5 separate regions of the Mus musculus genome follow, and regions 1, 2, 4 and 5 are each linked to region 3. The links are chromatin loops, found by intact Hi-C in ENCODE. Cell type or tissue: gastrocnemius. All regions are shown on one strand. Links, peaks and the distances in the headings refer to the core of each region. The heading gives the core; the rest is flanking DNA. Region 1 overlaps Cmss1 (cms small ribosomal subunit 1). Region 2 overlaps Cmss1 (cms small ribosomal subunit 1). Region 3 has its middle 12 kb from the start of Tbc1d23. Region 4 overlaps Cmss1 (cms small ribosomal subunit 1). Region 5 overlaps Cmss1 (cms small ribosomal subunit 1).

Evidence for each region. Hi-C counts contacts between places; a loop is a spot of excess contacts. Peaks named below come from ENCODE experiments on the same cell type or tissue, not always from the same donor. Only the 100,000 strongest peaks of a DNase experiment are listed, where the experiment ranks them.
Region 1: it touches region 3 in a loop (2.2-fold over the local background); 4 of 42 quality-filtered maps call a loop at or near these places.
Region 2: a loop joins it to region 3, with 4 times the contacts of the local background. A loop is called at or near these places in 22 of 42 quality-filtered maps.
Region 4: it touches region 3 in a loop (10-fold over the local background); 36 of 42 quality-filtered maps call a loop at or near these places.
Region 5: a loop joins it to region 3, with 14 times the contacts of the local background. A loop is called at or near these places in 36 of 42 quality-filtered maps.

The regions. Positions count from the first base shown.
Region 1 is chr16:57,319,239-57,325,632 of GRCm38, reverse strand. Cmss1 (cms small ribosomal subunit 1) reads left to right here. Exons shown (of 10, transcript NM_025599.3): 2 at 2,090-2,169. Among named protein-coding and RNA genes, the nearest start is that of 4921517D16Rik, 9.2 kb to the left of the region's middle. In gastrocnemius, for the core only: no CTCF peak of the experiment used is centred there; no DNase peak of the experiment used is centred there; H3K27ac peaks cover 1,296 bases.
Region 2 is chr16:57,574,879-57,581,272 of GRCm38, reverse strand. The region is part of intron 1 of Cmss1 (cms small ribosomal subunit 1); the gene reads left to right. Among named protein-coding and RNA genes, the nearest start is that of Cmss1, 29 kb to the left of the region's middle. In gastrocnemius, for the core only: a CTCF peak has its summit at 3,543; no DNase peak of the experiment used is centred there; H3K27ac peaks cover 2,392 bases.
Region 3 is chr16:57,240,589-57,246,982 of GRCm38, reverse strand. No RefSeq gene overlaps it. Among named protein-coding and RNA genes, the nearest start is that of Tbc1d23, 12 kb to the right of the region's middle. In gastrocnemius, for the core only: a CTCF peak has its summit at 2,914 (motif pointing left); a DNase peak (open chromatin) is centred at 2,910; H3K27ac peaks cover 1,240 bases.
Region 4 is chr16:57,397,354-57,403,747 of GRCm38, reverse strand. The region is part of intron 1 of Cmss1 (cms small ribosomal subunit 1); the gene reads left to right. The region is part of intron 1 of Filip1l (filamin A interacting protein 1-like); the gene reads right to left. Among named protein-coding and RNA genes, the nearest start is that of Filip1l, 47 kb to the right of the region's middle. In gastrocnemius, for the core only: a CTCF peak has its summit at 4,910 (motif pointing right); a DNase peak (open chromatin) is centred at 4,927; H3K4me3 peaks cover 428 bases; H3K27ac peaks cover 2,288 bases.
Region 5 is chr16:57,590,040-57,596,433 of GRCm38, reverse strand. All of the region lies in intron 1 of Cmss1 (cms small ribosomal subunit 1), which reads left to right. Among named protein-coding and RNA genes, the nearest start is that of Cmss1, 14 kb to the left of the region's middle. In gastrocnemius, for the core only: a CTCF peak has its summit at 2,558 (motif pointing right); a DNase peak (open chromatin) is centred at 2,479; H3K27ac peaks cover 474 bases.

The DNA of each region.
Region 1 (6,394 bases), core at 608-5,607, 79 kb before region 3:
TGGTGTCACTTGAGTCCTTTTCTGTTGTGTATGCATTTTACTACCTCAACAATCATCCTCTGAGTTTGAAAGGGAGAGGATCAGAGAGGGGGAGAGGGAGGGGGAGAGGGGAAGAGGGGGGGGAGCTCTGATAAAGCTGTGCTGGTTTGTTTTTGGTTGTTGGTTGTTTTTGATGTTGCTATTGTTGTTGTTGTTTAGTTTTGTGTGTTTGTCAGTTTGAGAAAAGCTAAAGCTACCTGAGTCGAGGGTAGCCCAGTTTCAAAACTGCCTCCATCAGGTTGCCTCTAGGCCAGCCTGTGGGGCTCGTTCTGTATTAATGCCGACTCGGGAGGACCCAGCCCACTGTGGACATTGCCACCGCTGGGCAGATGATCCTCGGAGGTGTGTGTGAGAAAGCAGGCTGAGCAGATTGTGAGAGCAAGCCAGTAAGCACCGTTCCCTCGTGGCTGCTTCTTCCGTTTTGCTTCCAGATTTCTGCCTTGACTTCCTGCCCTGGATTCCTTCAGTTGTATATTAGGAGTTGTAAGCTGGGGGGAATAAAACAAAAACAAAAACAAAACTTTCCTCCCTGAGCTGATTTTGTTCAGCATTTTATTATAATTGAAACCTAACTAAAACAACTTTCTGATAACTTGTGGGACCAATCTAGCTTTCTTTATTACCAATATTTGCATGTCTGTCTTCTAGCCCTTTGAACTTGCCAATACTTATATTTGGTTTAAGTTTCTTACAAACAACATATAGTTCTGTCATACTCTTTAGGTCATTCTATTATTATGTTTATACCATTCACTTTTTTAAAGATTGTTTTTTTTTTCTTTCTGAGTGTTTATGTGTGTATGTGCACATGTGTGCCAGTGCCCTCATAGGACAGAAGAGGGCATCAGGTTTCCTGGAGCAAGAGTTACAGATGGTAGTGAGCCACTGAATGTGGGTGCTGAGAACCGAACTCAGAGTTATCTCTTCAGGCCTAACACCATTTATTTGTAGTATGATGATTGATATGTGAGAGTGTACATCTGCCGTTTTATTTTTCTCCTTTCTGCTTACTGGTTTTTCCCACGTGTTTTCTATGGGAAATGGATGATCTCACTTTGTTTTCTCTTTATTTTATTGTGTATCTATACATGCTCTTCAGAGGTTGCTGCACTGAATTATTAGTACAGATAAATATGACCCTGCTACTACTCAGCTGTGTGGAAAGTGCTAGCTCTACTTGGTATCCTAACTTTAAGAAGTATAAATAGGAAACTGCTGACTGCCCACTAGTCTTCCTCCAGTATCGGCCCAGTGGGGTGGGAAAAACAATTCTTTTACACCATGGGAACTTAGAAGTTAAGGCCCCCAAGGTGTCTCTATTGGTGCTGCAGAAGTAGATGAAGAACCCACCACTGGGGGAAACTCCCAGCTCCTTCCCTGATCATCTCTGAAAATACCCTTGTGGTAGTTGGAAAAGAATTTAAGGCATCTTTCCCGCCTACTTAGGTTAGAATCTGGGCCTTTGCTGATAGGGATAGGGACATTTTCCCGTAGCATTTTGTTTAGCTTAAGTAAAGTGGTTATTGTATAACAGCTTTCATTCCTTCAAAGCCGATCCTTCAGGGGGTAGGGGATGGTTGTACTTGATCAAGCACACACCCCAGAGCTTCCTTTCAAAAAGTAAGTCCCAATTTCTAGATGTTGCATCACGTCTCACCATCATCACCACCACCAGAAACAAGGTCTCTCTTTGTAGTCCTGGCTGTCCTAGAGCTCACCATATAGTGTAGACCAAGCTAGCCTCGAACTCATAGAGGTCCTTCTTCCTCTGCCTCCTAAATGCTGGGATTAAATGTGTGCACACCCTACTCCTACCCTGCCTCCTTGTTGAACTATTTCCTAATCACACCATAGGGGACATTTCAGACGCAAACTGTAACACATAATTAAATATTTTCTAATGTCGGGTGATCTTTAGTTTTTCAGATTCTAAACAAGACGGGCATCTGAATGCTTCAATTTTGAAGCCAAGAGATTAAACCTCCAAGCCAGTCCTACCAAGGTTGTATCGAATGAGAGAGACACTCTAATTTTTTTTATCCCCTTTCAGAGCAATCAGGTGGTGAGGAAGGAGGGGACACGGAAATGACACAGCAGGACACAGCTCCGGTTCCTGAGAAAACCCAACAGGTAATGGTCACTATGAGCATCACAGCTCTTGGCTCTGAAGTCGACCACAGCCACTCCACACCATTTTCTTGACCCTAACGTCAGCTGTCACTGGATTCAAGAAAGCTTTTACTTTCTTTGCCCATGAAAAGACCATGTTTTCCTGACCATAAACCAGTGAGGTTTGTTTTCTCAGTTGCTTTTATATTTTAGTAGGAAAAATAAAATGTATTTAAGGGGCTGGAGAGAAGCCTCAGTGGTTCAGAGCACTTGTTCCTGCAGAGGAGCTGGTTCAATTCCCAGAGCTCGCATGGTAGCTCACACCATCTATAACGCTACCTCCAGGGGATGCAACTCCCTCTGAACTCCAGGGCAGCAGGCATGCATGTGGTGCACATACAGACATGCAGGCAAGCACTCATACAGATAAAATAAATATTAAAAAAATGTATACAGTGTAAACAGTTATGTTGACCTAGGGTTTTATATCATATCCCCATTAAAAATTCAGCCTTGTTCTTGTGGACTCGGTCTTCTAATAGCACACACAGCATAAGGAGATGGAACATTACCATGCACACAAAAGCACTATTACCGTCCCAGATGGTATCTCCATGATACTGCTGTGTACAGAGGACCCTTGGAGCCTTGAGACCTAGTCTCGCCTCTCAGACCTGTTTTAACTTCCTGCCACAGATGCCTCCCAGAAAGGCTCCACATGGACATTAAGAGCTTGGATCTCCTCTCTTTTCTAGACTGTCTGTGCAGTCCCTCTGGTAATCCCATGGCTCCCTGTGAGTCCTCTTCATTTGATTCTTCCTCTAGAATTCATCCCTGTTTTGCTTGAACTGGACCACACATTTGTTTTACTGAGTCCACACCTCCACTGTGCCAGTTTGTTTGTTTGTTTCTCTGTGTATACCTGGCTGCCCTGGAACTCACTCTATAACCCAGGATACTCCTGAACTCAGAGTACCACCTGCCTCTGCCCTGAGTGTTGGTGCTAAAGGAATGCACCACCATGCCCATGTGCTGCTCCTTACCTGAGCATTTTTTCATACTTAGTTTCCTCTGTATTTCTAAAATCTAAAATTCTTCATTCTTGTTAAAACAAGAAACGGTCCATTAAAACATGTTTGTTCTCTGTTTCTGTTATAATGGTTTAGATAAATGGGTCTGCTGTCACATCTTTAATCAAATACCACTCGGGTTGTGGACTGAGTGGGGTCTCCACTGGAGAGTCGACCCTGAAGCCCACTCATGTGCTTTTGACTCAGTCCTTCTACAAGAACCCAATGCATTGCAACCGGCTTCCTCTGTTGCTCAAAGAAGTGCTGAGCAAGAGCCCTAACCCTGAAGCCTTTATGGCATCGGCTTGGAGTTGATGCCTTATTATTTCTGCCATCTTCTGTTAGTCTACTTCCAAAGGGGACAGTCACAGAGGGGCCTGAAGACATTGAGGATGATCAGGAATAGACTTAACTCCTCCATTTCTTTCCAACCATGAAGCTAAAGGGGAAGCAGAGCCAACAACAGCGGTGGAACGGGCATTGGTCGTTTTGTTCACAAAGGGGAGGCAGGGAAATAGCACAAGGAGTCATTGTTCAGAGGAACAATTTGACAGTGTTTCTCTCTTTTTTAAAATTTTTATTACATGTATTTGTGGTGGTGGTGGTGGTGGTGGTGTGTGTGCATGCATGTGTACATGCCACAGCATATAAGTGTGGAGCTTATAACTTGAAATCACTTCTCTCCTTGCTCCATGTGGGCTCTGAGAATTGAGTTCAGGTCATCAGACTGAATTGCTCAATTAAGTAGTGAAGCCCAGAAATAATTCTTCGAGTCTTTGTTCTGCTTCATGTTATTTTTTCCTGTAAAGTCTTGTATTTACAACTGAACAGTGTTTCTAGTCTGCCTCCTGACCAGAAGCTAAGGCTCCCAGGAGCTCTCCCCATTTTATCCTCTGACCCTGTTAACACAAGCTAGTAATACTAGGAGCTGTGGGACTCACTGGTGGTTAATCCACAGGTAGAAGCAAAAGACTTTCCCCCATAAGCCCATAAAAGGCTATGTTAGGCCCTTGCTGAACATCAGAGAGGCCATGCGGGCATATGGTTTGGGGGAAAGAGCAATCTGCGAAGTATAACCTAATTTTATTAGAGAGTTCTTCCGTGACTGAGTCATGCATAGCTCTCCTTTACACATGGTTTTGTTCTCCGTGCTTTGAAGTGGATAAATCTAGAATAAGTTATTTTTTTCTCCAAAAATCATATTTTGATCATATTCACCCTGTTTCCCCCCAACCCCTCTCATATCTACCTCCTACATCCCCCTCCTCTGTTTTTACTTTTATTAAAAATAAAAAATAGCCTACCGAGTCCAATTTGTATTGCCCATATACTCATGGATGTGGAGCAATCCACTACATGGTCAGTCCTCCTGGGAACACATCTTAAGGAAAAGTCACTCTCCCTCCATTAGAAGCCATCAGCTGTCAATAGTTAGGAGTTGGGACTATGAACCCAACCTCCATGCTAGAGTGCTCACCGGCTTAATCTTGTGTAGATCTTGTGCAGACAGCCAGAGTTTGTGAGAATTCATGAGCACAGCAGTCCCGTGTGTTTGCAAGACACTGATTCACTGTAGTCCTCCGTGATCTCTGGCTCTTAATAGTCTTCCTGTCCCCTCTTCCGCGATGATGGTTCCCAAGCCTTAGGGATAGTGACAACGTTCCATTTGTGGCCGAGCACTCCATACACTCATTCTCTGCACTTTGACTGATTGTAAATTTATTAATTAATCACTGTCTTCTGCACAGAGATGCTTCTCTGGCAAGACCTGTAAGCTCCGATAACCTGTGATTACTGATATATTAATTCAGGGAACAGTTTGATGCTTGGTCCATTTATCAACATAATAGAACTAGGTTCACTCTTGGGGTCTGTGAGCGCCACAGTTATACATCTAAGTGATATACCATTCCAAGTAACAAAATGAACTGCTGTGCCACCTCTTCATTCACCATGTGAACCATCACTTTGCCTGGTGATGTCTATACATCCACGCGGTATATACTTCCTATCCATCACTTAATAGCTGGCTCGGTTGTCCATGGACCGTGGTGGCAACACAGTGCCTTTGTTGCAGTGTCCCTTACAGAGAGCCTGAAATACAGCACAATGCCTATGCCATCCACCTCAGGTCACACAGACATTATATCATCATCTCACATACAAGGTGAGAGAGAAAGACCACACTTAACATAACTATTTCATTATGTTATTATTTTAATCTAACTGTGCCTGCTTTTAAACTGTTATACGCAATTATAGAAATAAACCAGTATATCCTGAGTTTGGTACTGCCCTTTAGCCTTTTGGTTTTGAAGGATAGCTTTTCTGGATGTGGTAATCTAGACTGACAAGAGTTTTTCTTCAGGGCTTCTTTGCTTTCCTTCCATGCCACCATTGAGTTTAGAGTGTATGCTTAGAGATCTTTGGTTATTCGGATGGGTTGCTTTGATGTGAGTCAGAGCCTTCTTATCTCGCTCTTCCTTTGATGCTGCTCTTTTCAGCACACTTGCTATGCTAATGAGACTGTGGAGATGAAGTGTCTCTTTTAGCCATAACTGAGAGTTCTCGGAAGCCTCCTGTAGGCCCATGTGGCTGTCTTGTTCAGCAGTTCCTCTCTTGCTCTCCCTCCCCTCTCTCCTCTCATAACCCAGTTAACCCCCTGGCCATGTTCAGCCTGGACTCTTCCCTTGGCCTGCTTTCTCCCTTATCTCTGCAGTACAGATCATCTCCATACCTCAGGAGCCATCATGGCCTCCTTTTTCTTTCACGTTTTCATTCAGGAACCTCATGGCAGCCTTCCTGCCTCGGCCTCACAAGGGCCGGATTGTAGGCCTGGGTCTGGTGTATGCTTTAAGGGCTTAACTAATTACATCCAGACCTTTGCTTAGAAGAGCTGAATGCTCCCTTGTTCTATAATTGGATGCTTATGGCCATCTGGCATCTTCTGTGACATATTAGTGGCCTTGGCCCAGTTTCTTATTGGCAATGTACGAACATTAAATTGACATTAATCTACATCCACAAGACAGCTTAAGTTTCTAAGTAAGTGAGACAGTATCTTTATTTTCTTAAGCTGCAAGGCAATTAGTCTTTACAGGTTTTTTTGTTTAAACTGTAAAGAAGCTAAAGATTAATGATAGCCATGTTATTTTAATCTCAACCCTTTAAAATCT
Region 2 (6,394 bases), core at 972-5,971, 330 kb before region 3:
GAACCTTACTGGATATTTCCACTTCCAACAGAGGTCATCATCTGGCCTTGAGACAGCCACCTACTTGTAAATTCCAGAGTTTGGGTTATAATGCTTCTCCTATGGGTCATGGTCGCTCTTTTGCTTGCCATATTTGAAGCTCCTATAATTCTATTATATAATAATTATGTTAATTCTCTATACCAACTGGTGGCCCCATCCAAAGCTCACTCTTCATGCTTGGCATTTGTGTACTTTGCCTGCAGAGTCATGCTTTAGGGTAGGATGGAGACTGAGACAGCCTTGTGTTCTTCATGATGATGATAACATGAGAGGTCACGTGGTCTTTCTCTGCCCCATAGGACATGCAGCCCTCCCACACCTGCTATTTGTGGGTCTTAACTTTTCACAGTCACTGGCTATTGGCCTAACAGTAGCTTTAGGATTCAGGAAAAGTTGGAGGGAAAAATAAATCACTATTGCCTGTTTTATTGAATGTTTTATAAGAAATGAACTCTGGGCTAGGCCTCTAGGGGTAGATTGTTTCAGTTGATGAGAATTGTGAATATTATCCAGATAGAACAATGGTGGGTGAGCCCTTCCTGTGTTTAAGTGCATTCTTAGGGTGTTGGTTGAAATGGCATCTATCTGGGGTAATGTTAGGCAAGTGTGTCTGTCACCATAAGTAGTAAAATACAGTTTATACTGACTGCTTTCCCTTGCATTGAAGTAGTTTCGATGGACAGAAAATGGGGCAGTGAGAGGCATGTCTTTACCGTGACAGTTTTGTCACATACTAATGAAAAACCTAGAAAGTCTGTTTTAGTTTATCTCTAAAACTAACAGAATTCCCCCCACCCCACACGTTAGGGTTGTCAAAAAATGAAATATTTCATAAAGGACTCATTTCCTCTTAGCCCCCCCCCTCCACTCCCCCATTATGTAGCTTGATTAGCTAGAAGCCTTCTATGGAGACACAGAGCGCTTCCTGTCACTGTATTCAAGGCCTGTCACAATCTAACTGGTCTGTTCCCTTCCTGAGAACCATCTCGTTCCTGTCACTGTATTCAAGGCCTGTCACAATCTAACTGGTCTGTTCCCTTCCTGAGAACCATCTCGGCTGCACTATGTGTGGCATTTAAACAATGGGATGTGGTCTCGCCTGCATGCTCCAGGTCTGCCAAGTGGGCCTTTCCTAGAAACATCCGTGGACCACCTCAGCTTCTCGTCCCTGTTCATTTCTTACCTATTCCTCAAATCTAATTAAGCCCCAGCCCCCCAGAACCTGCAGTGCTTAATGTCTGTTTCTACAGCAGAGTTGTTTTGTCTTTCAAATGTAATAGCTTCCAGTGAGGGGCAACCTTGGCCTCTACACAACATTTAACTATGATTAAAATATTTTCTTGTTTCATGAGGCATCTAAGGAATAAAAGCCAGAGGGTCTTAAACATCCTATGATGGCAAAGAACAACCCAGCCATTGTCTTCAGCAGGGAATTATTAGACCCATGCTGCCATTAGTCCTGAAGTTGAGTGCTGCTTCATTTGGTGGCTTGGGCTTATATGATGAAAGGTAAAAGAAAGTCATAGACTCTTAGGGAAGGAAACCAGTGTGAAGAGGTCGCCATCTATTAGGCCTCATGTGCCAGTGAAAGAAGTCAGTTTTCTGAAGAAAAACAAAGTTGCCCAGTAGATTGTCTATATATCAGCATTATTCCTAAAGGTTATAGATATGTGACAACTCTCACAGATAATTTACCCATTTTTCAGAAGTTAGAGCCACACATGATTTTAAAATCTATTCCTGGTTGTCAACTTGACAATATTTGGAATGAACTACAATCCGGAATTGGAAGGCTCACCAGTGACCCTTATCTGGAGGCTTGGAGATCCTTATCTGGATCTTGGTTTGAAGATCTTGAGCCATAGTGGCTATGGATTCCAGAAGATTGAATCTCCGAGTTAAGGAACACACCTTTAATCTGGGCTATGCCTTTCATCTGGGATTAAAGGTGTGGTGGAACACACCTTTAATCTGGGCTACACCTTTTGCTGGAGACAATATAAGGACATTGGAAGAAGGGAGTCTAGCTCTTGCTCTTGCTCCTTCGCCTGCTTGCTGCGTGAGACTGAGTAACTGCTAGATCCTTGGACTTCCATCTCTTTTTTTTCACAAAAGTTAAAAGACTTGTCTAAGGCCCTTACCACTCACTGACAAAGGCATGTGCTGGAACTTGGTCTTCCACTGAGTGCCTCTAGCGTACGCTCTTCCTAGCCTACTACTCAGTTCAGTGCAGCCCCCTCCATCTCCAGCGAATTGGAAGTATTATATAATTTTCTACTTGTAAGTGTTGTGTGGAACTCATTCCTTGTTCCATTTCCTCAATACGTTATCAAGGGATGAGTGTTATACTACACAGTGTTGACGAGGATCCACACAGTATGTTTTGTCATGATCAGTATATATCCATGCATACATTGCTCACTTGTATCCATGTAATGCTTGGAAGAAAAGATACCACATGTGAAGAGATTGTTTGTTACTAAGTCACATGAGTAACTTGTCTGGTAGTAAACCCACCTGCACCTATTCGGAGAATGTAGGTTCTGTGAGTCTTTAAGGCCTATGTTCATACATTGTGTTTTTACTTAAACATGACTAGCCTATATAAAAAATATAACAAAACAGTCTAGGTGTGCTGGCACATGCCTGTAACCCCAGTACTGAAGCAAGAAGGTCAGTTCAAGGTCATCCCCAGCTATTAATACAGAATGTGTTTTAGGCCAGATATGAAACCTTGTCTCAACAAGCGAACAAAACAACACACACCCTGTACCACCATGCCCAGGTTTATTTCACATGACTCCTCAGAGGTAATCATGCAGAATCATTTGCTAAGACCTCTTCCCTCCTTCGCCTTCCAATCTGAGTAATACTTTAAATAGAAATTTTAAAATGAGGCTGTAGTTAAAGAGAATTTCCCTGCGATGGCTGACTGATGCCCAAAGTTAGCCAGGAGTGAATCCTTATGATAGCCTGTTGTCCTGATGAAATGTCAATGAATTTGTCAATTCTGCATAGGAACAGTTTTAATTCATTATCAAATTATTACAGTACTCAGAGGTGTTAGACAGTTCTCTCAGTGGACTCTGAAGATTCTTTGGGATGCCTGCTTCTCTGATGTATTTGACTACTTTTAGCTAAAAGTACTTCTTAGCTTTGATAGTTTAAAGGGTCTCTCAGAAAGGAAAGGGCTTGGTGTTTAATCTAAATAAAAATCAACTTAACAGCACTTTTGTTTTGGGAACTTTATTAGCAAGTCACTTGTCTGTCTTATGTTTGCTGGGTTTTGTTTCTTTAGACTGCACTCTCAAGAGTGTGTTCTGGACCCAGAAAGAATAGGGATAAATTCAGGACTTGGGATTTGGGGAAGAAATGGAGCTTGTTGGTATCGGGCCACCTGCCACAGATCACTTAAAGATTTAGTTATTTGTACTTTACTAGTTATGAGACTGGGAACATCCCACCTAATAAATACTAAACCTCATTTTTCATTACACCCTCTAGAGGGCAAACTAGTCTCACTTCCTGGGGCAAGTATAAAATAATCCAAGAGTAGGGGCAACACTTGCCAGTAGCAATATACAGATTTCTATAGCTGTGAAATTCTAACTTCAGGCTGCAAACCAAGCAGATTATTAGATTGTAGCTTAGGATAGATTCTTGTTTTTAGAGAGTCCAGTTTGATTCCATTTGGGGACAGGGGTGGGGTGGGGAACAATGTTAACATTAGGAGAATCTCATAAGGATGTCTTGGCTTTAACTTAGTTACATACAGATCGTAAGAAGGTTGCTGTGGTTGGGAAAGTACTAAGGTGGCAGAATGCTTGGCTTGAGTATAAGAGGCCCCAGTTCAATGTCCTATACCACTAATGCCACAAAGGGAGAAAAGAAAAGCATGTTTGATTCCTCTATTTTTGCTACATGTGGTTTGTCCAATTATATTTTCTCTTGGCACTTCAAAATAAAGAATGAAATTCTTAGAACATAAGAATGTAGAAATAACAGAAATTAATGTAACTGAAGCAAATAAAGTCCTTTCATTTAATATGTCTAAAGACCTACTTTATATATACTCAGTATGAAAGAAGCTGTAAAATAGTTTTCAATTTAGAGTTATTTGAATAAATAAAAACATCACAGAATCTTTGATTATAATGGTTTGAAAATAAAAATACCCTTCTAGAAGGAAACAAACTAGTCATAGGAGGCAGAGGCTGGGAGGGAACTGAAGAGGAGAGAGGAGCGGGGGAGGGGAATGAGAGGCAGGATCAGGTTTGGGAGAGAAGTCCAGAGGGCGGGGAGAATGAATGGAAATCTGCACCTGGGGTGGGAAAGGAGAATCTCTAGAAGGTCCCCAAGACCTTGGATAGGAGAGGCTCCCATAAGTCAATGCTGGTGATCTTAGCGGAGATGCTTAACAATGGGGATATGGAACCTGAAGAAGCCACCTCCTGTAGCTAGGTAGGACCCTCAGTGGCAGAAATTCAGACCCACCCACAAAACTCGACTCAGAACTTGTCCCAACTAAAAGAAATGCAGGGATGGAGCAGAGACCAATGGAAAGGCCAACCAATAACCGACCCAACTTGAAACCCATCCCATGGGCAAGCACCAATCCCTGACATTATTAATGATACTCTGTTTTGCTTGCAGACAGGAGCCTAGCATAACAGTCCTCTGAGAGGCTCTACCCAGCAGCAGAAAAACAGATTCAGGGACCCACAGCCAAACATTAGATAGAGATCAGGGATACTTCTGGAAGACTTGGAGGAGGGATTGAACCCCACATGAAGACCTACAGAGAGTCAACAAACCTAGACCCCTGGAAGCTCTCAGAATCTTAGTCACCAACTAAAGAGCAGACACAGGATGGAGCAAGGGCCCCTCTACCCCCAGCCCCCATCTCCCAGCACATTTGTAGCAGACAGGCAGCTTAGTCTTAATGGCTGCCCAGTCCAGCCTCAGTGGGAGAAGATGCACCTAGTCTGTCATAGACTTGATATGAGGGGATACCCAGGGGAAAATACCCATGTGGGAATACCCAGGGGTACCACCCTCCCAGAGGAGAAGGGGGTGAGGGATAGGGTGAGAGACTCAGGGAGGGAGGGATGGGAGGAGCAGTGTTTGGTATGTAAATTAAGTAATTAATAAAACAAAAGTACCCTTTTAGGATCTCAAAGACTGCATGTCTAAAGCCTCAGCATTGTAAAATAGAATTGTGGGGACCTTCCAATTAGAATTTATATAGTCCTGTCACCATTTTGCACAGGCATAGGTTGAGAATCCCTAATTGGAAAACTTGAAACCTGAAATGCTCCAAAATGCAGACCCCTTGAGCACTTAACATGACACTATAGGAAAACAAACCCTTCATACTATACAAGTTCATTTGTGCATAAAATTATCTCAAAATATTGTATAAAATTATCTTTAGGTTCAGCATGTAAAAGGTGTTTCCATCGCCAAGCTATCTTACATGTATGAGTGTTTGCATATCCTTAAGGAAAAAAAAAATCCAAAATCTGAAACACTTCTGGTTCCAGATGAGAAATCCTTTTATATATGTAAGGATGCATTCTTTATGATGAGATAACCTTTTAGTAAAGATGGTTATGTGATTTTTACCCATAAAGAACAATGACATTATCTTGGGAGAGGTTTTGCCTTTACTTGCTTTTATGTTTCATTAGGTTTTTGTTTGATTGATTGCGATGCGGCCTTGTTCTGCAGCCCTAGCTGGCCTGGAGCTCGTCCTGCCTCAGTGTGCTGAGTGCTGGAGTTAGAGGTGTGCCATCCTCTGTTCTGGGTAGTTATTTAGCTTGCCCCCACCATGGAAACTTGTCAAGACTTTGCTACGCCTTTTAAATGACAAGCAAACTTGCCAGGATATTTAAGTATGTGGTGGAATTCTACAGCTTAAAAAGCTAATGAAATTAGTGGGGCTGAGTAAATGAAATTTGGTGTTGAAATAGGGACTCTGACCAATGAAAGAAAGTAGGAGCTCTTGGGGCTGAGGAGACATCTCAGGAGTTTCAAGCACCACAAGCACTTATCCATACAGAGACACGCATACATACACATAATTTTAAGAAAATAACAATAAAAGTTACAAAAACAGTCTTCAATCAGCCATTCATGGATAGTGCGCCTCTGCCTTCACACATTTCTTACTAAGAGGAGTTCCCAGCATAGCATCACTTCCTTTGCAGGCATGTTCCAGTAATTCAGTGAATGGAAATTCTGTAATCTCCCACACAGACTCTCTCATTCCTCTCTCCCTCTACACACACACACACACACACACACACACACACATGTATGTCTATCATACGTATGTACAGTTTATCAAAAA
Region 3 (6,394 bases), core at 830-5,829:
AGAAATCAGAAGGAAGTAATACATTGTCACAATGAGGAGAAAGTAGCCTAGTATGGCTGGCACACATCTGTAATCCCAGGAAGATCGGGAGTCTAAGGCCACACTCAGATACATAGTGAGCTTGCCGCCAGCCTGTCTTGAAGCTGGGTAAGAAGTTATTTCTTGGAAAGAGGAAGTGGAGGGTACAGCTGATGTCTGACACAAGCAACAGCTGGCATGACTCTGCCCTGAGACAGTTACAGATTGTGTCTCAAGACCATGACTTTCAGTGCTGGCGTGAACTTGCTGTTCCTCCAGAGGATCTGAGCTCAGTTCCCACCACTCATGTCTGGCAGGTAACTCCAGCTCTAGGGAAACTGATACCCTCTCCTGGCCCTCACAGGGGCCCACACAGACATGGCAGACACAGACACATATTCATAAATAAATGTAAAATAATCCTAATAGGCAGAGTTTCCTTTCTCTGACTATAAGCCTCTGCCCTTTGCTGTTGTCCAGCCCCACTCTCAGAATCAAAGACAGCTCTCATTACCCTCCCCCTCCCTTTACTGTGGGTTGAACCTAGGGCCCCATACTGGAAAGTTCTCTATTCCTGTGTTCTCTGCCCTTTTGGAACCTCCACACTCCCCTCCTCAATGACTGGGCCAGTCCACACTCTCACCAGCAGATAGTAAATACAAGGAATGACAACAAGAAGGACCGGTAGAAGACACAGTTGAGTACCTACCGAATTTTGTAAGTTGGCATGAAGATGAACAATAAAAACATGGTAGTCAAGAGACTAGAGAAATGCAAGAAATTTAATCCCCCATGGAACGTATTCCACTTTGATGGAGGAAAATCATTACAAATGATCAGAGCTGAAGCGATGGCTCAGAGGTCAAGAGCAAGCACCGGTCTTACAGAGGATGTTCACTTACCTGTAACTCCAGCTCCAGGAGACCTGGCACCCTCTTCTGGCCTTCAAGAACACCATACTAACCTGTACAACCACACACACACACACACACACACACACACACACACACACACATAATTAAAACTAAAAGTAGGGGAAGGAGAGATGGCTCAGCAGTTAAGAGCACTTACTGTTCTCCTAGAGGACCTGAGTTCAGCTCACAACCATGTATAATTCCAGTTCCAGGTGATCTGACCCCCTCCTCTGACCTCTGTGGGCACAAAGCACACAGGTAGCATACACTCACACACACACACACACACACACACACACACGAACACACATGCACATGGATAACAAATAAATTAAAATTAAAAAAGAGTTATAAATGACTTGACAGCTATATATCCTGCCATCATTTAAAGCTTCATATTTTGATGGGCAGAGGAACCTTAACAATGTTTGACAAAAGCCTTTCAGTGCCCCAGAGCCGTCACTCGGTCAGATGCGAGGCAGATACTTCCCGTGTCCAGAGGAAAGACAAAATCCCCTCTTGAAATCACACCAGCTGTTTCACCATAAACCAAGGTAAGTTACAAATAACTGCTTTTCGTTAGAACCCGCTGATCATTCTTCTTTCCTTTCGTCCTCTTTTTATTTTGAAGTAATTTTTAAAAACGATCTTCAAATTTGAAAGGTACAGAAAAGTAAGCAGGCAGCCCAAATGCCACTGATGCTTGTAAGTAGGCTTTAGGTGGCTCAGCCTCTCACCTGTGAGCGAACATGAGCGCTTTGAGCCCATGATAACCCTAACACACTTCATACCCCACCCCATGACATCTCAACCCCGAAACTTCATGCAACTCAAAGGTCTGAAAGTCAGAATTTTCCTCTCCGACTCTTAGAATGAATCAGTAATGTGGAAATGCTTAAATCTCTTTTCAGATCTCACAGCTATACCCCCAAATCACTTCTTGTATGTTTGATCCTGTTGCTAGGTCGTTAGCTGCTCTGTCCATCCGTGTTCGGGGACAGAAGGAAAGTGGGACTGGTGACTTGGATGGCTTTGGCCAATGAAGAAAGTGCCATCTTAGGGATGCTTTGATTTGGTTGAGCAGGACTGAATTCCTGAGATGGCCTGGAGTTGGGAAAAAGCTCCCCTGGGGACTTCAGATGCCTGGACAAACAAATATTTAGGAGCGAGGCTTTGAACAAGAACTATGTCAAACTGACCCTGCATAGCGGCAGGCAACCCACTGTGTGGAAGAGAAAGCGGATTTCTCTACACGAATGGCTCTAAAGTCTACTGTTGGTGCAGTGGAGTGCTCTCAAAAGCTACTGATGAGTAACTTAGTTATTGCCAAATTAATAATAATAATAATAATAATAATAATAATAATAAAAAGCTTAGTTATTCCCAAAACAATGCTGTATGCTCTTATGTCACACACAAAATTGCAAATGTAAACTAGATGGGCTACTTGAATACTTAGGGGGCTAAGACAAGATTTCAAATATGAGGCCAGCTTAAGCTACATAGTGAAACCTGGACTGAATACCAAACATAAAAAACAACATACCAAATGTGGCTCAGCCTGAGAAACAGTTTCTATTCAACGTTTAAAAACTTCAGATTTAACTAAGGGAAGAAGACTGTGAACACAAGGCGTAATTAATAAAAGAATCCGATGAAAACACTACAGGCTATCACAGACTCCAAAGTTCCTAATAAAAGGTCCTCATGTCCTAGGTTCAAGTCCCCACACCCACATAACAGCTCATAACTGTCCATAAATTCTAGCTCCAGGGGACTCTACATACTCATTCATGCATCCACTGCAGGTAAAACACCAATACATATAAAACAAAAAAATTTTTAAAAGGTCCTCCTGAAACTGTCTTATTTCCCAAATTGTTCCTGGCAAATCCCTGGGTCTTTTAAAGAACTCAAAGAAGGATTCTGGCAGCCAGCTAGCTCCAACTGCTCCCCACTGAAGTTCCATGCGCGCCACCTAGTGTCACCTGTTAGAACTGAACGGGATCAGAAGAAAGTGAGATGGAGCAGAGGGGGCGATTTAAATAAGGCCACAGGTGAGTCTGGTTTGTGACCATCCTAGATCTAGGGATCAGATGGCCTGATTCGGAGTCTTCTCACCTGGCAATAGGCTCAACACTTTGGAAATCAGGATTCCTAACAGCTGAACAGTTCGAAAAACAAAGCCCAAATCTCCCAGAGCCCCAGGAACCCCCAGCCCTTAACATACTGAAATAATATTTGCATGCTATTACAGTCTTTAAGTCATGTGAATGACAGAGAAAGGAATGTCTGGGTCTCCATAGGCACCGTGTCTGCTCCTCTTTATGACAACTGTCCCCAAACCAGCTGCACATGTAATCAAATTAGTCCTACAACCAGCTGCAATGATTCAAAGTCATCAGCCTTAACTCTGCCCTAGAGTTTCCTGCCTTCAGCCTTTGTTAGAAGATGCAAGTCTGACACCATCTGGAGACCCGTTGCAAGGAAGCGGCCAGTGGAACCAGTTAAGTGGCCTTCAGTTTTCCAGATAGAGTTGCAGCTTCAAGGTGACTTTCTGCCAGTGATTCTCCATATGGTCTACACATTAGAAACTGCCGGAGGAAGTTTTAAACCACACTTGGGTAGCAGGCTTCTTCCTGTTGTTTTGGCTCCCTCTGTTATTCCGATGTACAGACGACTGGAACGGAAGCTAACAAGCTACAGATGACTTCAAGATTCTCTTACAGCCCATCTGAAAACCATTCATTTGCAAAGAGCCACAGATAGACTCAAAAGTCAAAGGAAAAAGGCCAGGTGTGGTGGCTCACGTCTATAATCCAACCCTCGGGAGGCAGAGGCACGTGGATCTTTGTGAATTTGAGACCTGCTTGGTCTACATAATGAGTTCCAGGACTGCCAGGGCTCTAAGGGGATGCCCTCTTTCAATAAACAAACAAACAAACAAACAAACAAGTGAAAGAAGCAGGTAGCAATGAAGAGAAGAGAAAAAGAAATGTAAGTCACGTGATCTGCTCTCATTTTCTCATTCCCATGTTTAGTTTCTTGACTCCTCTACTCAAATCACGTATGACGGATCAACACATAATAGTAAGCAGACCTTCTAGCTCCAAAAGTAATCCATGACACTTCTCTAAGGAAGTGGAGGTCTGGAGAACAGTGGATAACTAGACTCTACTCGTGTTGAGGCCGGTGGAGTAGGGGAATTCTCTGAAGGAAGAGGAGAGGAAGGTCAAATGTAAAGGTCACATTTTGGGAGATGGAACTTACTCAAGGGACAAATGGGAGCCAGTGTGAGAAGGAATGAAAAGGGGTTAGAACGCTTTAGAGGTGGCCAGCCCAAGAGACCCCCTCCCATTCCCTTGTATATACTTAGATTCCACATGCCAGTGTCTCTCACAGTTACGATTGCCTGCCTTGCTCCAACAAGGTACCTCATCTTTAATATCAGTGGCTTACTGATAGCTGGTTTCCCAAAAATTCTAGTTCTTTTTCTTAAAGGAGTTTTCTAATATTTTATCCTCATTACAAATCTAATACATGTTTATTGGGGAAATATTTTAATCAGTTTATAAATGTATAAAATGAATGTTCTAAATCAGACTCATCAAAGTTAACAATGTTGAATATATCCTTTTGTTGTTGTTTTGAGACAGGATCTCACTACAGAATTCAGAGATCTGCCTCCCTCTGCCTCCCAAGTACCATGACTAAAGGCATGCACCGCCACGCCCAGCAAACAAATATATTCTTTCAGACCTTTCTATGTGCATGTGCAATTTGAGGTGAACATGGGGTTGTACTAGATATGCTATTTTAGTACTTTTTCATATACTTAAAAATATCTTTCCACATCCTCTTGCAAGCTCTAACTTATTTTGTTTTAGCAACACCCTGACATTTCATTGGATAGATGAAACATTCAATGATACACAATTAGACTGACCAGCTTTGTTCTTTTGGTTTTGCCTGTTGTAAGCAAAGTACAACCATCTTTGTATATATCCTTGCCTGTTGTGTAACTATTCCAGTGATTCTATAAGGTAAACTAATGGAATGGAATGGAATGGAATGGAATGGAATGGAATGGAATAGAATGGAATGGAATAGAATGAAATATAATAAAATAGGATCAAGTGGAGTAGAGTGGAGTGAAGTGGAGTAGAGTAGAGTAGAGAAGAATAGAACAGAATAGAAAGATACTCCTGAAGCCAGGAGTATGTGTCTGAAGTTTTGAAAATATTTCCAAATGTCTGCTCCCTTAAAGGTTGACTAACTTGTGCCATTTTCTGCTCCTTGACTGACTAAATGAATAGATGTCAGGATTTGGATCTTTGGATGTTACTCCTGTTCTGATCCGCATCGCCTGCTGGCAACTGTCTCATATACTCCTTTTCTATCACACCTCCATTTAGAAGCAAATCTCCCGAGGACTGTTATCTGAGCTACCCTTGCTATCCCTCTCCTGGGTCTTACAATTAACCAGGAACTCTATCCTTCATACTCTTTCTCTGTTTACAGCTGTTCTCACTTTCTTTACTCTTCTTTCTGCTCTGTAACCATCTCCCTAGTTTAGGATCTTAATTAAAAAACAAAAACAACTGTGTATGTGTTTGTGTGCCATTGTGTGTGTGTATCTTTGTGTGTGTGTGTGTGTGTGTCACATGTGACTGCAGAGGCTGGAAGAAGACATCATATCCCCTGGAACTGGAGTTACAGACAATTTTGAGCCACCACAGCGTACTGGAAATTGAACCCAGGTCTTGTGGATGAGCTTAATTTCTGAGCCATCTCTCCAGCTCCACAGGTTAGAATCTTACTATTTTCTACCTTAAGATATCTTTGGTTTTGCTGACTTGCACATTCATATCTGTAAGAATCTCCTTTAGGTCATGTGGCTCCATCTTATTTGAGAACCTCAACCATTCACAATTTAACTCCCTGTTTAAAGAAACTTACAGTGAACATCTCTCAAATTGTAGAAATAGCCTGGCTACTGCTGGCTTCCATAGGAGAACAACACAGAGGAGGTGGTGAAGCGCCTGTTACAAATATCATCCCACTCTGGTCAGGTCATTTGCTCCTTTGTGCATTTAATGATTCTTTTCTCCAGTATGATAATTGTTGTAGAAAATAAAAATCTACATTATACTGCTTCGGTTTTATCTAGGAGAAATGTGGGGCTTAAGGGAGAGTTTCAAATGTAAAAAAAAAAAAAAAAAATGTGTTTTAACTTTGGTATCTCTCAGATGCCTGCCTTTCACAGCAGGTATTTTGGGAGAAATAAAGCTGATACTGAATTTCTCATGCATGGCTTTTCATGGTGTGATTGAAGAGGCTAGGCCTTTGAAGTCAGAAAGCCAGAATTCCAAGGCTCAGAGAATATCTTGGGATAGAAGAAGGAAGAATGCAGGGGCTGGAGGATTGGCAGGAGTGTCGTGGGATGCTGCTTTCTGGACATG
Region 4 (6,394 bases), core at 867-5,866, 160 kb before region 3:
GTCTACCCTCCATATCCATTTGGAAAGAGTAAAAAGCACACTTGTCATTTGTCCCCGTGACTTCTCTTTATCCTCATTTCTCTGATCTGTCACTTCTTAACATATGCTTCTTTGCTTTTGGACTTTCAGGAAGAAATGTTTTCACACCTGATACATCAACAGCACTGTGCTAGACAAAGGCTTTGTCCTCTGTAGATGTAGGATGTAGTTCAGCGGTCACAGATTTAAACAGCTGAACGAGCAGGAGTTCTGGGAGTGAGCAAGAAGGAAGCAGGCCCAGGAGATACTGGGACCTTGTCACATCTGAAGAGCCTCGGGTGATTTGAAACCACCTAGAACACTGGTCCAACAGCATCAGGGCTTCCTGGTTGTCAAGACAAATCAGAAACCCAGATTTTGTGTGTGCCCTACCTCCTGATTCTGGGAGGAGGTAGGGGAGGCAAGCTAGCTACTAACTCCAGTTCTTCAACTGCATCACGTGGGCCCAGCAAACATATATGTGGGCTGAATTCAACCAATGAGCCGCCATTCCAAAAATTATGTTCTGGTTAGTGAGGTAAATTACACATGTATGAAGTCATTGATTTAAAATGCAGCCCATGTGACTAAGAGGCTCAGTGTGTGACAGGGGATTTCAGAGAAAAGAGAAAGAAGGCTAAGGAGGGGCACAGGCACTCCAGGAAGTGTGACCTCAGCCTGCCCAACATGCTGGTGCTGTATCCTCAAGACGAGATTGCAAGGGCCTCACAGGTGACACTGGGCTGTGGGAACTGCTTCTAGTTGTGATCTAGTGTAATGGAAACTTGGCTCCCACTCTTCTTTCTTTCTTCCACACTCGCTACTTGTTGACTCTTAAGGCAGCTCACCCAAGAACTCCACATGTGCCACCCGTTTACAAGTCACCCATACTATTGCCTCTTATTTTTCTCTTTTTCCTCCAATATAATCTTTTTCTTTAGAGAAAATGTAAAGTTATCTCTACTCTCAATAGAACAGTAAACATGGCTGACCATGAAGCATAAGAGGACTATTACTATGTACGTGGACGTCTGTGCTGTATATGATAGCATGATCTTACCATCTTGTGAATCAGCAGCATGCCATCTGACTAGCTTGTTGCTCAGACTCCAGACATGGCGACTGTGATTTCTCACTTTAAATTCCTTTCTTCTTTAAAAGAAAATCTAACCAGATTAAATTAAAGGCTTTTAAGCTTCTGCCTCACCCTGAACAATTAACAATCAGTATTCTGATCAGAATATCTATCCACTTCCCCAGAGTCTGACCTTCTTTAAGGGCTACTTTAATTTGTAGACTTCATTCACAATCCTTGTTTTATTTATTTCATACAGTTTGCAAGCTTAGAGAAGAAGTCATCTACATGAAACTTCACCAAGACTCTGGGCATGGGGCAAAACACAGAACACATTTTGAAAACATGACATTTCTTTTTTCTGTAAAAATGACCATTTCAAAGAGATGGACTGGTATATTCTGCTATTAGAGGATACGAGTCCATCTAACCAAATGTGAAAATCATGCTACATGTCCCCAGAACTTAGAAGTAAATTCTCTCTGTCGGAGCCCTTGCTGCCGGTACTGAGTGTTCACACTTGAGGGTGGAAAAAATACTTGTAAATTCTCTCAAACCCAACTGACTTAAGCCTCTAGAAGGGCTGGTGGGAGCATTGTTCAGATTTGTTTTTCTTTCAGCATGTCTGTTCTCCGAGGTCCAGAAACAATGGAGACTTTGAAAGTGAGTCTGAGGTCTGCTCAAGGGCTCTTTCCTTTTAAGGCTACTGAGCTGTCTTCTCGGAATGTATTTGGGATTTCATGGGTTGGGAAGGAGGAGGCTGTATCAAGTAAACATGTCGTGAATTTCTGCTTTGCAATTTAACTTACTAAACAGACAGAAACCTCTGAGTATTTCCTGTGTATCTTAAAGGACCAATTTGTCACCAACTCCAGGCCTCCACTGGCTTTTTCCAACTTCCCGTCCCAACAACGTCACACAAATGCAGTGCACGCTGCTCCCTTTTTCTTTCTAACTTGGAAAACACTTCTCAGGTGTCGGACCAATGTGGCTTGCCAGGACCGTGCTGGGTTCAGTGCTCTGGGGTCTATTGACTTCATTTATGACATAGCTGGTTTTCATTCTTTAAGTTTTAATAAATACAACCCTAGGTTCACAGAACTTGCTTAAGGTCCTCGGAATTCTCCACAGGCCACAAGGGTCTGGAATGGAGGAAGGAAGACACTGATCAAAGACTTGGGAAATGTTCACAGTTCAAATGGTGCACATGGTTTCTGCTTGGCGCTTTTCTTTAACATCACAGTCATTGAGGGAAGGCTGGCAAGTGGCACTCATGTATAAGAATCACTTCTAGTAAGTTCCATGTTGTGATCTACCACATACGACTCAAGTGACCAAAACAGCTAAGTTTTGAAGAAATTCTGCTGAACTTTCACAGAGTGACTAGTTTGGAAATCAAAGGTTTGAATCTTGATACTGCTTGTGCAAGATATACCTACAAATATATGTTGGGCACACATCCAAGCCATGTGCATAGCAGAGTCTGGTGCTGTACAGTATGTATTGTAGAGATACATTGTATGTAGACATACAGTGTGTAATGACACAGAGAATGATAAGGCTAAGGGAATAAGGTGGGGGCATATAGACAGGAATGCGGTGGAGATACACACTGAACAGTTAGTGTGATATTCTCTTGGCAACTTGTTGGGGATGCTGCCTCTCTGTTGCTCAGAATGTGGGTGATGCTGTGTGTGTGTCAGCATCGAAAATGCAGATTTTCTAGGCCCATCCATTCCCTGCTGAATCCAAATCTCTTGAATGGGGACGAGCTAGCCATCAGTGTTCTAGTAAACTGCTGACGTTTTGCCCCTATAGCTTGAAAACCACTACTCAGAAGTCCTCTGGATGATTCTAAGGCATACTACAACCTCCACCATGCACAGTGTGGGGAGCTTACATGGCTTTTCCTCTCAAAGAAATCCTTGTCTCTTTCCCTTGCCTATGTCTCCACAGCTGACTTCTATCTCGTGCTTCTCATAGTTAGTTAGGAGCTGGCAGGGCTCCCTTGATTTTCTGTGGTGTGTGTATAATACCCAAAATGCCCTTCCACTGCTCTTTTGGAGAATTTTACTTCTCCTTCTCCCTTTTTGAATGAGAGTCAATCACTCACTTGTAGAAAACTCAGTGTGCTTCAGGTAGCCATTACACATTTCTTTCCCTCCAGGGGTCTCAGTCGCAAAGAATTCATAGAGCACTAAAGTGTTTTGTTTATGTGGGCAGTCATTTGCCATGTGGTGAGATTAAAAACAGACTAAATAAATGTTTTGGTAATGTCGTGGGTAGTGGTGATTAAAGCAAGAAACATGTGAAGCTGCCTGTTAGCCACCCGGGGTCCAGTTGGAATTCTGAAGTCCTGGGGTACACTGGCCAGGTTACTTTATGACTACCTTCATAGACCGTTATCTTATTTACTCCAAGGAGAGTCTGCTTCAAGAGACTGTTTTCTTTCTTCAGAAAAACACATGAAAAATACGTGTCCCAAATAGACTTGCTCAGGTGCACTTTTGCACGGAAGAGCAAGCGTGGAGTCTAACTCCCCCTCACCGGACTACTGAGAAAGTCACACAGAATATGGGAGCCGTGCAGCCAGAGTCTGCCTGTGTTTCCAGATCTCATCTATGAAATGGGAAAAACTCCTGTGTTCACAATTTGACCCAAAATAGGGGGTCCTACTTCAAACAGAATAAACTGTGCCATCACCACACACACACACACACACACACACACACACACACACACACACCCTTCCTGTCCCTTCTCAGCACATCTACAAGTTGTCACTGGCTTGTCACTTTTCTGTCGCTGTACAAAGCACGGTGACCAAAGGCAGCTTAAGGAAGAGAGAGTGTATCTGCGCTTGCAGTTCCAGAGAGACGAGGGCATTGTGGTGAGGAGGCGTGGCAGCAAGCGGCAGGTATACCACAGCAACCAGAGAAGGAGGCTGCGGGCTCCCATCTTCAGTGCACAGACACAAAGCATGGAAGGGGCAGAGGAAACAGCGATCGCCTTTCAGTCCAAGGCCTGCGCCCAGGGATATACTTTCCCCACAAGGCCACACCTCCTAAACCTTCCAGAAAAAACACCAACATCTGGGGGCCAGGTAGTCAGATGCCCCAAACTATGGGAACCATTTATCATTCAAGCCATCACATCCTCCATTGACTCTGGATCTTTGTCTGTTGAGCTCACAAACTCAGTTAATGTCAGCAGCTACCCACACAGTTCTGGCTTGCAGTGCATCAGCTGTGAGGGTCTGATGGGATATTTTGGACTCAAAGCTTTTTCTCTCAAAGTCGAAAAACTTATGTATTATGTTAAAGGTTAAGCCAAAATTGCTTTGAACATAGATTATTTTTTTCTCTTCTTCACTTTCTAGGGAAGGAACGTAGTACTCTCTGGCAGTTGACCGTGTTGGGGCTGAGTAATTAATGTTTTCCTGAGGAGGGTTCGTTATGAGAATAGAATAGAATTATCTTCTTCTTAAAGGAATATTTTTGGGCGTCTTACAGACAATTATCTTTTACAGGACATAATTCAGATGACCCAGGTATGGAAAAGGACAGTTAAGTATTCAGCGTGAGAGGGACACGTCATGTGCACGGCTGCAGGGCACTCATGTAGCTATCCTAAAGGAGGTGCTCATGACAAGACGGTGGGAGGCTAGAACAACAGCGAAGATAAACCTGACCGTGACCTTTTGTGCAAGCACTCCAGCACAGAGAAGACTATCAGAATTCCATGAATTAGTAATATAAAAAACATTGTGTTTTTTTAATCCATAGGTTATCAGTCCAAGAAAAGTTCAGCTTGTTCTCACCCTCATCCAGCAGGTGGCGCTATAAAACAGACGGATCTGATAGATCAGGGACCAGCTTGTGATCCAGTCCTAACTTTACCAAGTATCTACATGACTGTCACCAGGTATCAGTTGACAAACTTGGAAATCTCCACAACAGTCCAGTACCTCCACACTTTGTTTCCGTTTAGTTTCTTATCTTCTGTAAGGCTGCTGCTTCGGTTAAGACTGGCAGCGTTAGGCACTCGCATAGCCATTAACAGAGTGCTCTCAGCACCAGCAGACTCAGTGGTGTCCTTTACAAGAGTGCAGCTGCATTTCTGCACCTGGCTTTAGAATGGAGCCTTTCTTCCATCTGGGGAGAAAGCCACCGTTCTCACGATCCAGGTGTAGGTCTGGTTAGCCTCCCTGCTTGAGAACGGACCTATTAACTGCTTGAATGAATTATCTTATTTGTGCAACGCTCTTACCTCAGCCATTTGCTGCCTATTCTACTCTGGGCAAGCAGGGGATTAGAAGGCAGGAAGGGAATTGCCCATTGTGTCCCAAATGTTTCTTTTTAGAAAGACAGTCTACTGTTCTCTAAGAGTGTGTGTGTGTGTGTGTGTGTGTGTGTGTGTGTGTGTGTGTATGTGTGTGTGTGTGTCTGTGTGTGTGTGTGTTGACATGCACACAGTTGTGTGTGTGTGTGTGTGTGTGTGTGTGTGTCTGTGTCTGTGTGTGTGTGTGGTGACATGCGCACAGTTGAGACAGTGGCCCAGCCAACAGGCTGGTGGCTGCTTGCACTGCCTCCTGGGGTACCAGACAAGCTTGTACTCCTAAGAACTTTCACTGCTGCTTCACGGCCCTTAATAGTTTCCTGGCACAGCCTCTCAGGGAATGTCGTCATGGTCTGGGGGAACCAATAAAAATACGTCGAACCTGTTTTGACAGATCTCATTTCTGCCAGAAATTTCACAATTTGGGGTGGGGGCGCAGAGTAGAGAGCTAGTCCATTTGTGAGGGTATAATCAGAAATTCGCTCTAAGAGAGCAGAAACAACCACGCTGGACTAGAGGGAAGACACAAGGCTATCCAGCTCTTTCTGACAAACTCATAGGGCAGTTTGTACCTGCTCGACCCTGCGAGTGTGAGTGAGCATGCTCTCCTGCTCTTGCTCCTCACTCTCTCCCTCCCCCTTCTCAATTAGCATCCTTCTTAACTCTCTATCCTCAAATAGAAAACCCACGCATTAAAATTAGCTTCAGTTGGTTACGGATACACACTTGACCATAATAAGGTCAGAATAAGAGACTGAGGTAATTATTACCAAACGGCTTGTCCTAAATACTCTGGGCTCACCGTTGTTATAGCCAAGCATGATCCTGAATCTCATTAATGTGAGAATCATTGACCTTTGCCTGCGGAGTAATAACTGGGATTTGATTTGGGGAGGAAGGGGCTCGGGTTTTTTCCTCTTGCAAATTTTGGGGAATCTTCATCACCATAAGACTAAAAAAGTG
Region 5 (6,394 bases), core at 513-5,512, 350 kb before region 3:
GTATATTAGATGTATCTCTCTTAAGTAGAGGAGTGTAGACTGGAATGCACAATATCAAATGTTCTGTCTCTGATATGACAAGTACTAAGTTATGAATATTGCTTCAGTTTATATATATATATATATATATATATATATATGCGCACGTGTGTGTATGTGCACGCATACACACATGCTCAGATACTAGCCTGTATTTGTTCTTAGGGATTGTGGATCATAAGAGAGTTTGAAGCCGACTGAACTAGAAGGGTAGAAGGTGTTTGATGTGAAGGGGATTAGACATTTATTGCTAGAATTGCTAATGAAACTTAATGTAGAGTTTTAGACATGGTTTTGTAAGGGAGTACAAATATGACCTTCAGATGCCAGTGCAAGTAGTTAGAGTTTAATATAGTAGTAACATTCACTCACTTAAAACAAACATATAGCCTGGCGTGGTGGCCCATGCCTTTAATCCCAGAACTTGGGAGGCAGAGGCAGGTGGATTTCTGAGTTCGAGGCCAGCCTGGTCTACAGAGTGAGTTCCAGGACAGTCAGGGCTACACAGAGAAACCCTGTTTCAAAAAACAAACAAAAAACAAAAAAACAAAACAAACATATAGCACCATGAATAGTTTTCATGTGCAAGTGCTGCACAGATCAAGTCGTCCTGTACGTAGGCACAGAGGGTGTTTAGCTTTATATTCTCACCACCTTTCTGGTGTTAATCCTAGACATGCCAGTGAGATGGTCCTAGTCCCATTCCAGTCTCATGGCTCCTGACTTGGCTTCTTGGTCTCATCTAGCACTGACAGGCTGTGTCTACATTCTTGCCTCTCAGACAGGCAGGTGTTTGTTGTTTATTTTAAATAATAATAATAACAACAACAGCAATCAATGTCCAAATGAAGGAAGGAACAACTTGGCACTGTATTTCAAGTACCTTAAAATTCATCTCCATTTTTTTTTTAAGTTAGAGACCTTTTCTAGAAAGTAACTAGAGAGACGAGTAAAGGTAGTTATTTTTGCATTAATTAGAATGAAAAAGTAGACATAGATAACAATGATGAGGGTGTAGTAAATGAATTAAAGTATGATTATATAGAAGCACTATGATGTCATTACATAGTAATGACTTTAATAACTTTTCAAGTTATAGGAAAATGCTTCTACAGAATTTTTTTTAAGAAACTAAGAACTACAAATTGACTTCCTTCTCTGAAACACTGGGAATCAGAAGTATTTTGAATGTCTGAATATTGGGACTTAATCTGCATATACACAATGAGATCCACATCTAACCACAAAAGCCAAATATATATATATATATATATGCATATATATATGTGTGTGTGTGTGTGTATACATATATACACACATACATACATACATATACATATATATTATACAATAGAATGAATATAATTTTATACATTAGTTTTGGTGTAGCTGTGTATTGACCACTACATGTCATGTAAGATAAGGTGTGGAGTTGTCCACTTAGGACATTATAGTGGCACTAAGAAATTAGACTTTATAATGGCACTAAGAAATTAGACTTACAACATTCAGGTTAGGCATGCAGAACCTGTAGATCAGTGGTTTGCAACCTTCCTAATGCTGCCGCCCCTTAATACAGTGCCTCATGTTGTGATGACCCCTATTCCTGTTGCTACGTCATAAGTGCAACTTTGCTACTCTTAGGAGTCAAAATGTAAATATCTGATAAGCAGATGGTCTTAGGTGACCCCTGTGAAAGGTTGTTTTACACCTAAAGGAACCAGGACCCACAGGTTGAGAACAGCTGCTGCAGATTGTGCATCTGTGACATTAGTGGTCCGCTCAGGTTAGTGGTATTGTAAGAGCTCTTTGTTATTCTCAACACTTTCTAAAAGCATATAATTACAAGATGCTATACTAAACTGTTAAGACATGAAACAGGAAAATTAGCAGAGATAAGGTCATTTCTATGAGTGTCCCCCAAACACCTAACCATGAACGACAGAAGCTTCAGTTGAAATCTGTTTCAGCCTTTCCCGAATAGCTTTCTGTAAAGCCCCTTAACTTTGTCAAGAAGTACAGAAGTTTTCTATAATTTAGTGTCCAGAGTCCTTGGTGAGGGGTCATTTAAGTTGTTCTGTAGCCATATATATAGAATCCACATTTTTAATAAATTCTTGAGGGTAATTTGTTCTGGTGCAGGGAAGGGTAGCCTGCTGCTCTTGGAGAAAAACTGCTGTAGCTGAAGCTACTATAGATAGATCCCAATGTTTTCTTTCACTGGGAACTCGGACCTGCCAAGGTAGGAGAGGTATGAGAGGAGTGCCTTGGCCCAGTGGTCACCTGGCAGGATGTTCATCAGATCCTAAAGTGCATGGCATGCCCAGATACTGTTGGAGCCTAAGATGCTGCGTTTCATGAGCCCCGCAGGTCTCTGTCTGAAACACCCACCTAACATCACACATGGTGATGGTGGAGCTCAGCAGTAGTATTGCTGTGTATTGGTGAAGAATGACTTACAGCTTAAAAATGGTCAAACGCTGGCCTTTATGGACTGATTGCATTACGCAGTCTTTACCTCTAGATGGCAGCAGAGACTAGTTTTATTAAGACAACCCCAAATGTCATTCCTGCAACTGTGTTGGGGCAGAGAATAATTTTTTTTTCTTTCTCACAGTATGAATTTAATACTTGGACTTGTTTCTGTAAATGAAATATGGAGCTGTATAATGTGTCATCCCTTGGATCATTTTTATAGAATGTTACGTCAAATAGCTCCAAGAAATTTTCTTTCCAAATTTGGAGTGCATATTGCAAGAGAGATTCATGCATGTGGCTCTTTTAAGACCACACAGTGACTGTTCTACTCGAAGGCTCCTGGGTTTCATCAGAAAGCAGATGTCTGGGAGGGAATTAAGCAAGTTGGAAAGTTCATTCATGGAAGAAAAAACTTTTTTAAAAAAAAGTTATTGAATCTTCATCTCAGCATGAAAGGCGCTATTTGGAATGGATAACAAGTCTCAAGGGTGATGGGCTCAATGAAGAAAAGCTCTGTTTAGGAAACAATAGAAAAATATGTTTATATTTATATTCATTACATTCTCAGAGAATTAGCTTGCTTTGTCCGCTGCTTCTTAAAAAGAAACGTCACACTCTGTAGACTCCGGGCTTGCCACAGTCACTTAAATGGTTGTGAGTTTCAGTGACCAAAAAACTGCAGGTGCATGCGATGTTTTCAGTTTGGTTCAGTCGGAGTCTCCGGCCGCTTTCTTTAAGAATCCTGTTTTGGACAGCAGCAGCGGTCGCCATCTTGGTCCGGGACCCGCCGAACTTAGGAAATTAGTCTGAACAGGTGAGAGGGAGCGCCAGAGAACCTGACAGCTTCTGGAACAGGCAGAAGCACAGAGGCGCTGAGGCAGCACCCTGTGTGGGCCGGGGACAGCCGGCCACCGTCCGGACCGGAGGACAGGTGCCCGCCCGGCTGGGGAGGCGGCCTAAGCCACAGCAGCAGCGGTCGCCATCTTGGTCCGGGACCCGCCGAACTTAGGAAATTAGTCTGAACAGGTGAGAGGGAGCGCCAGAGAACCTGACAGCTTCTGGAACAGGCAGAAGCACAGAGGCGCTGAGGCAGCACCCTGTGTGGGCCGGGGACAGCCGGCCACCGTCCGGACCGGAGGACAGGTGCCCGCCCGGCTGGGGAGGCGGCCTAAGCCACAGCAGCAGCGGTCGCCATCTTGGTCCGGGACCCGCCGAACTTAGGAAATTAGTCTGAACAGGTGAGAGGGTGCGCCAGAGAACCTGACAGCCTCTGGAACAGGCAGAAGCACAGAGGGGCTGAGGCAGCACCCTGTGTGGGCCGGGGACAGCCGGCCACCTTCCGGACCGGAGGACAGGTGCCCACCCGGCTGGGGAGGCGACCTAAGCCACAGCAGCAGCGGTCGCCATCTTGGTCCGGACCCGCCGAACTTAGGAAATTAGTCTGAACAGGTGAGAGGGTGCGCAAGAGAACCTGACAGCTTCTGGAACAGGCGGAAGCACAGAGGCGCTGAGGCAGCACCCTGCGTGGGCCGGGGACAGCCGGCCACCTTCCGGACCAGAGGACAGGTGCCCACCCGGCTGGGGAGGCGGCCTAAGCCACAGCAGCAGCGGTCGCCATCTTGGTCCGGACCCGCCGAACTTAGGAAATTAGTCTGAACAGGTGAGAGGGTGCGCCAGAGAACCTGACAGCTTCTGGAACAGGCAGAAGCACAGAGGCGCTGAGGCAGCACCCTGTGTGGGCCGGGGACAGCCGGCCACCTTCCGGACCAGAGGACAGGTGCCCGCCCGGCTGGGGAGGCGACCTAAGCCACAGCAGCAGCGGTCGCCATCTTGGTCCCGGGACTCCAAGGAACTTAGGAATTTAGTCTGCTTAGGTGAGAGTCTGTACCACCTGGGAACTGCCAAAGCAACACAGTGTCTGAGAAAGGTCCTGTGTTGGGCCTTCTTCTTCGGCCAGGAGGAGGTCCAAATACAAGATATCTGCGCACCTTCCCTGTAAGAGAGCTTGCCAGCAGAGAGTGCTCTGAGCACTGAAACTCAGAGGAGAGAATCTGTCTCCCAGGTCTGCTGATAGACGGTAACAGAATCACCAGAAGAACAATCTCTAAACAGAGTCAACTATAACTACTAACTCCAGAGATTACCAGATGGCGAAAGGTAAACGGAGGAATCTTACTAACAGGAACCAAGACCACTCACCATCACCAGAACCCAGCACACCCACTTCGCCCAGTCCAGGGAACCCCAACACACCTGAGAACCTAGACCTAGATTTAAAAGCATATCTCATGATGATGGTAGAGGACATCAAGAAGGACTTTAATAAATCACTTAAAGAAATACAGGAGAACACTGCTAAAGAGTTACAAGTCCTTAAAGAAAAACAGGAAAACACAAACAGGTAGAAGTCCTTACAGAAAAAGAGGAAAAAACATACAAACAGGTGATGGAAATGAACAAAACCATACTAGACCTAAAAAGGGAAGTAGACACAATAAAGAAAACTCAAAGCGAGGCAACTCTAGAGATAGAAACCCTAGGAAAGAAATCTGGAACCATAGATTTGAGCATCAGCAACAGAATACAAGAGATGGAAGAGAGAATCTCAGGTGCAGAAGATTCCATAGAGAACATCGGCACAACAATCAAAGAAAATGGAAAATGCAAAAAGATCCTAACTCAAAATATCCAGGAAATCCAGGACACAATAAGAAGACCAAACGTACGGATAATAGGAGTGGATGAGAATGAAGATTTTCAACTCAAAGGTCCAGCAAACATCTTCAACAAAATTATTGAAGAAAACTTCCCAAATCTAAAGAATGAGATGCATATGAACATACAAGAAGCCTACAGAACTCCAAATAGACTGGACCAGAAAAGAAATTCCTCCCGACACATAATAATCAGAACATCAAATGCACTAAATAAAGATAGAATACTAAAAGCAGTAAGGGAAAAAGGTCAAGTAACATATAAAGGCAAGCCTATCAGAATTACACCAGATTTTTCACCAGAGACTATGAAAGCCAGAAGAGCCTGGACAGATGTTATACAGACACTAAGAGAACACAAACTGCAGCCCAGGCTACTATACCCAGCCAAACTCTCAATTATCATAGAGGGAGAAACCAAAGTATTCCACGACAAAACCAAATTCACGCATTATCTCTCCACGAATCCAGCCCTTCAAAGGATAATAACAGAAAAAAAACAATACAAGAACGGGAACAACGCCCTAGAAAAAACAAGAAGGTAATCCCTCAACAAACCTAAAAGAAGACAGCCACAAGAACAGAATGCCACCTTTAACAACTAAAATAACAGGAAGCAACAATTACTTTTCCTTAATATCTCTTAACATCAATGGTCTCAACTCGCCAATAAAAAGACATAGACTAACAAACTGGCTACACAAACAAGACCCAACATTTTGCTGCTTACAGGAAACTCATCTCAGAGAAAAAGACAGACACTACCTCAGAATGAAAGGCTGGAAAACAATTTTCCAAGCAAATGGTATGAAGAAACAAGCAGGAGTAGCCATCCTAATATCTGATAAGATTGACTTCCAACCCAAAGTCATCAAAAAAGACAAGGAGGGACACTTCATTCTCATCAAAGGTAAAATCCTCCAAGAGGAACTCTCAATTCTGAATATCTACGCTCCAAATACAAGAGCAGCCACATTCACTAAAGAAACTTTAGTAAAGCTCAAAGCACACATTGCGCCTCACACAATAATAGTGGGAGACTTCAACACACCACTTTCACCAATGGACAGATCATGGAAACAGAAACTAAACAGGGACACACTGAAACTAACAGAAGTGATGAAACAAATGGATCTGACAGATATCTACAGAACATTTTTCCC